2 separate regions of the Homo sapiens genome follow, and region 2 is linked to region 1. Evidence: read pairs that join two places in POLR2A ChIA-PET (ENCODE). Cell type or tissue: B cell. All regions are shown on one strand. Links, peaks and the distances in the headings refer to the core of each region. The heading gives the core; the rest is flanking DNA.

Evidence for each region. Peaks named below come from ENCODE experiments on the same cell type or tissue, not always from the same donor. Only the 100,000 strongest peaks of a DNase experiment are listed, where the experiment ranks them.
Region 2: POLR2A ChIA-PET joins it to region 1 with 5 read pairs; 3 of 35 experiments call an interaction of 5 or more read pairs at or near these places.

Annotation. Positions count from the first base shown.
Region 1 is chr17:57,938,677-57,941,583 of GRCh38, forward strand. All of the region lies in intron 1 of CUEDC1 (CUE domain containing 1), which reads right to left. Among named protein-coding and RNA genes, the nearest start is that of CUEDC1, 15 kb to the right of the region's middle. RefSeq lists enhancers at 2,616-2,675, 2,896-2,907. In B cell, for the core only: no CTCF peak of the experiment used is centred there; DNase peaks (open chromatin) are centred at 1,255 and 2,227; H3K4me3 peaks cover 276 bases; H3K27me3 peaks cover 1,541 bases.
Region 2 is chr17:57,485,489-57,488,395 of GRCh38, forward strand. The region is part of intron 6 of MSI2 (musashi RNA binding protein 2); the gene reads left to right. Among named protein-coding and RNA genes, the nearest start is that of MSI2-AS1, 120 kb to the right of the region's middle. RefSeq lists enhancers at 1-883, 475-534. In B cell, for the core only: no CTCF peak of the experiment used is centred there; a DNase peak (open chromatin) is centred at 1,633; H3K4me3 peaks cover 330 bases.

The DNA of each region.
Region 1 (2,907 bases), core at 154-2,653:
TTTAAGACAGAGTTTTGCTCTTGTTGCACAGGCTGGAGTGCAGTGGCGCTATCTCAGCTCAGCGCAACCTCTGCCTCCCGGGTTCGAGCGATTCTCCTGCCTCAGCCTCCTGAGTAGCTGGGATTACAGGCATGTGCCACCACGCCCGGCTAATTTTATATTTTTGGTAGAGATGGGGTTTTTCCATGTTGGTCAGGCTGGTCTCGAACTTCTGACCTCAGGTGATCTGCCTGCCTCAGCCTCCAAAATGCTGGGATTACAGGCACGAGCCACCGTGCCCAGCCTTTTTTTTTTTTTTTTTTTTTTTTTGAAAAGGAGTCTCACTCTGTCACCCAAGCAGGAGTGCAATGGCATGATCCTGGCTCACTGCAACCTCCACCTTCTGGGTTCAAGCGATTCTCCTGCCTCAGCCTCCAGAGTAGCTGGGACTACAGGAGTGTGACACCATGCCTGGCTAATTTTTGTATTTTAGTAGAGACGGGCTTTCACCTTGTTGGCCAGGCTGATCTTGAACTCCTGACCTCAAGTGATCTGCCTGCCTTGGCCCCCCAAAGTGCTGGGATTGCAGGCATGAGCCACCATGCCCGGTCTAGCTTTTTATTTTTTTGAGACGAGATCTCAGTCTGGGTGAAGACTGGAGTGCAGTGGAACAATCCCGGCTCACCGCAGCCTTGAACTCCTGGGCTCAGGTGATCCTCCCACCTCAGCCTCCCAAGTAGCTGGGACTACAGGCACACATCACCACGCCCAGCTAATTTTTCAAATTATGTGTAGAGATGTGGGTGGGGGGAGAGGGTCTCACTATGTTGCCCAGGCTGGTCTCGAACTCCTGACCTCAAGTGATCCTCCCACCTTGGCCCCCCAGAGTGCTGACATTACAGGCGTGAACCATTTCGCCTGACCTGAACAGCTTCTGGACGTGTCTGGCCAGCTCATATCCCTCCTGTGAGGACCGCCTCTACTCCCATTCACAGGGGAAAGCTCCTACCCCCTGGTGCTGCGTGATCATGCCCTCCTGGCCCCAGCTGACTGGCCCAGTGGTAGACAGCTGATCCACACAAGCCCATCAGACTCTCTCCTCAGGAGTTCACATCAAGGCTCAGACACCATTCAGTAACTAAGGGTTACTGGAAAGTGGACGGGTGTATTTGGGAGCTGAGGGGCCATACCACCTGGTGCACATCCACAGCAGCAGCGGCGTCCTGCAGGTGCACCATGCAGACTCACTGAGAACAGCTGCGTCAGCCACCCCCACCACACCCCCACACACCCCCGGCACTTGGGAGACCAGGCACTTCCTCCTTTGAGTCTTCAATTCCCCTATGGCTTCAAATAGCTCGAGCTGGTTTCTGTTACTTGCCTTCAGTAGAGTCTGAACTGAGAGACAAGCTGGCATCACTATCCTCCCTGTACAGATGAGGAAAGAGGCTCTAGAGGTGACTAAATCAACATCATATAGTCAACATGTAATAAAGGAGCCGTTAAAAACCCTGCCATGTGACTCTTCTTCAGTGCCATCCCATGCCTCCTTCCCTGGATTAAAGGAAGTGGCAGGTATTCCATTTCTGTCAGTGTTTAAAAAAAAAAAAAAAAATGGTGGCACAGTAAGCGATTCAGCCAGAGGCACTCCAATGGACTGAAGCTGGAAACAAGAAATTCAAAATCCTCTCCTTTAGATCGGCAAAGACAGCTCTTCTCTCCTCTACATTTGCCAGCCTTCCTTGCAGTGAGGTCGGCCCCATGTGACCAGCTCTGGACAATGTGAATGGAAGTAACAGGTGTCAGTTTCCTCCATCTCTCTCCTCCCCTCCCGCAGTAACCTTGAAGGCCCTATATTCCAGATGATGTGGCTACAGATGGAGGTGCACTGCCTGACCTACAAGACTTTCCACGAGCAAAAAATAAACCTAGATGGTGTCAAGCCCCTGGGATGTCAGGATTTGATTATTCCTGCAGCATAATCCAGCCTCTCCTGACTAAAGCACAGGAATTTTTCAGCCTGGGCCCTTCAGCAGGATGCTGCATTCATTTGTTTAACATTCATCTGTTTAACAAATATTTCTGGAGCAACAGTGCCAGGTGCTGTCATGGGTATAATCAAGGGCACAGTAGTTTTTAAAAAAATACAATAACTACCCTTAGGAAGCACCCTATCTGGTGACTCATAAGCCCCACTTGGGACTAAAAGAAACAGTTCTACAGGTGCAAAGCAGAACTCCCACGCAGCCCCTGGCTAACCTGAGCCCCAGAGAAGCTAAGCTGCCAGGAGGCAAAGACAGCTTGTCCTAGTGACTCCAGGAGGGTGGCAGCCAAGAGTGAGTTCACACCAGGCTTTCACACCCAAGGCTCTACCAACTCTACTCCTGCCAGCCGTGTGGCTGTAGACAAGTGCTTCCCTTGCTCTGGGCGCAGACACATGGGAGAAGGCATCAAGGAGGAGTCATCAAGAGAGCAGGTGGCTGATGGAAAACAGAAGCCGCAAAAGACACCACTCATCTTCCCCACCCTCCTCTGCAGCCGAAATGTCTCCTCTGGGAATCATCTCCCTGTTTCATTTTAACTGGAAAAGTCCCCCATGACTGAGCTTTTCTCCCCCTATCCCACATAGCAGAGGACTGAGCAGAGAAGTCATTATTCTGTCAGGAACTGGTGTCTGGGTATAGTCTCCTTTCTTTATGCCAAAAGCTAGATAAAAGTTAGGTAGACAGGGTTGCCATATACAGTTATGCAGGCTGTTCACTACAACGTGCCCATCCAAAGGGGCAAATGGAGCTCAAATCCAGCCTACACTCTGCCTACCAAGCTGTGTGACCTACAGGAAGAGCACCTTCTTCTAATTCACCCAAAGGTGTCTGCTGTATGCCACAGAAGAACTGGAGCCAGGGCTTCTCCATAACAGCAAAGGGA
Region 2 (2,907 bases), core at 205-2,704, 450 kb before region 1:
CACGCATGGAAGGGAAGGAATACTGATCTCCCTAATGCATCTTCCTTGCGAAACATGGAGCTGCTCAGGAAAGAAAGGGCCCGTGATTCAACAGTTGGGGAAATGTGGGTTCAACGGGCTCCCTTCCTGCAGACCTTCACGGAGCCTTTGATATGTAGTGATGAGCTTCCTGAATCTTGATCTGCATGCTGAGTTCCTCAGATGAGGTTAATTTGACCACAGGAGTGTGGTTCCATGGAACTAGTATTCCTTGGAATGTGCTTTGAGAAAAGTTGCCATAAAGACTATGAGTGTCAAAGGGATGAAGGAAGCAGGAGTTCAGGCTGAGGATGAGCCAGTGACCCCCTGCTCTGGCCGTGGAGGGGAGGGCATCACTAGGTGAAGCAAGCCCTCAGGAACAAATCTGCACCTGTGTTCTGAGCCCACTCCACTCTTGCAGGCCAAGACTGCCCACACCACACCAATGCAATAGACCCAGCTTCTCTGCCTCTCCAGGGAAAGCCGTTAGGGTACTGCAGGGAGGGGGTCGGTTTCGCCAACCAGGCTCATTCCCTCAGTCACCTCCCAAGGATACAGTGTCAGAATAACAGCTTCTGAAATGAGTTTTCTCCACTCATGCAAATTGCTCTCTGACTTTGAACACCCACGTGAGTAGAAGCAGTGTTTTGGCTGCCTGGTTGGTGGAGGAGGAACATCACAGGGTTATTTTTTCCCCTAGCAAATGCAGACAATACCCTCCCTCTAATCAACAGGTTCATAAGCGTTTGTCTGAGAACCAGAAATGAATTTACAAGGGGCTCTCTCCTAGCCTTGTGGAATTAGAGCAGAGATATTGCTTTCTTTTCACTTCAGTTAATCCAAATGAGCTGAGTCTCCTTTCTATAGGGAAGGGCAAAACAAAACAAAAACCTAACCCAGCAAAAACAAGGCTTTCTTACTGCCAAACTGGGGCTCCGAAAATAGTTTGGGTCATTGGAATCATGAAAGAAATAGTGTTTATATAACCTCTCTCTTGCAGAGAACTTGAAAGTGATTTCCTTTCGTTTTATGCAAATAATATATGGGATTTATATTACCCACTTTGTCAAACTCATCTTCCTTGTATGTGTTTGGAAAGCTTATTCACTGGTGGTCAGGCTTCTTGTTTTTCTTCTGGGTAGACTGCCTTTTAGACAATAAATTCTGAAGTCTTTGTTAATTCCGAGCTGGGAGGATACAAATGGCGGTCCATCCTGAGTGTGGGAAGGAGAATCAGTTTGAAAGAGCTCTTTTATCTGCACTCCTTAGACTTTTTAGTGTTGTTTCGGTTATTTTAGTGTATTGCCAGACTCACGGAGAACTTCGTTTGTCCAAAGCTCCACGAAGGCTGCAAAGATAAACCAAGCTGTCCATGTCCTTACTGGCAGGGATCACAGAGTCTAGTGGGTGAGAGAGTGACAGATACCATAATACAAGGCAAGTAAGTACTGGGTGCATGCAAAGTGCTTTGGGATTGTAAAAGAGAAAGAGAAAAAACCCAGCCAAGTAGGGAGGGGAAAAGCTGCCATCTGAGCTTCACTTGCAGGCTAGGTTACATTTCAGCAGGCAGAGGCAGGCAATATGGCCCTGAGCAAGGGAAGTACAGAAGTGGGAAGTGCAGGGGACTTCAGATCACGGGGTGAGGGAGGAGGCTCACTGAGAGAGAAGACCAGTACTGTGCTCTGTGGGGCCAGCTCATGAGACCGCAAAGATAGTAGCAGCTTTGATGCCAGGCTGGGAATTCTGCCTGCGCTGTTGGGAGCCAGTCACGTGTTCCACACAGGTGAGTGGCCTGTTCAGATTCTGTCCCTGTGTGCTCCATCCTAGTGGTACCTGGGAGTTGTCATCTCCGTGCCTCTCTTTTTTCTGTCCCCACATCTCCAGTTATCAGTCTTTCTATTGCACCCAAAAAAACTGCTTGCCTCTCTCCCTAGTTGTATGTGGTCCCTGTGTCCTCATCACTCATCCATCAAGTGACAAAACTCTTCTCTTAACCTTCAGCCTTGGCCTCCTCTGGTCTACCCTTTCCATGCTGCCAGAGGGATGGTTTTAAGCTGCACTGGCCATGTTCTTCCCCTGCTCAATACCTGGCAGCAGCCCTGTCATCTCCCCAGGAAAGCCTGAGCTCCTTGGTGAGGCTGATGAGGTCCTCCCAGGTGCAGGTGCACTCTCCATGCCTCTGCCTTCTCACGCACTCAGCTTTAACCACACCAAACTGGATGCACTTCCTCTCTCTTGTCTCTTTAAAGGGACTGTGTCTTCTGCTTGGAACTTTCCCTTTGTGAACTCCCATAGCCATCCCTCAGCCAACAGACATCTGCACGCATGCCAGCTCCCTCCCTCCCCTACCCGGTCTATTGGGTTGCGTCTCCCTCCCTCTATTCTCATAGTACTTGGTGCCCCCTCTGTGCACACAGCCCGGTGCTTTATGGTTACTTTTTGCCTGCCTGTCCATCATGTCACTAGATGGTGAGTTCCTCCCAGTGCCTAGCTCTGTGCCAGGCCAATGATAGGACCCCAGGAAATGTGTGTGGGAGAGATTAGAAGGAGAGAGCTGGAAGGAGGAAGACCCATTTGGAGCCCAGGGCAGCAGCCAAGCCACCTTCATTTGTCCCGACGATCATGCTGGTCCCAGAGTTGGCCTCATTCCTCCAGAGGGTGGTACTAAGATTACTGGAGAAAACAACCAGGGGGAAGCTCACTGGTATATAACAACATCAGCTCCCTTCTCCTCGTCCCAGGAGGAAATGATATTTCCATACATCCTAAACATCCGCCTCCTTGCAGCATCTGCGGAAGCTTGCTTGAATAATGAAAGATAATCAGCAATAGTTGAAATTTCCTATCCTTGGGCAGGTCTTTTTTTCCTACTATATTATGTATTTAAAT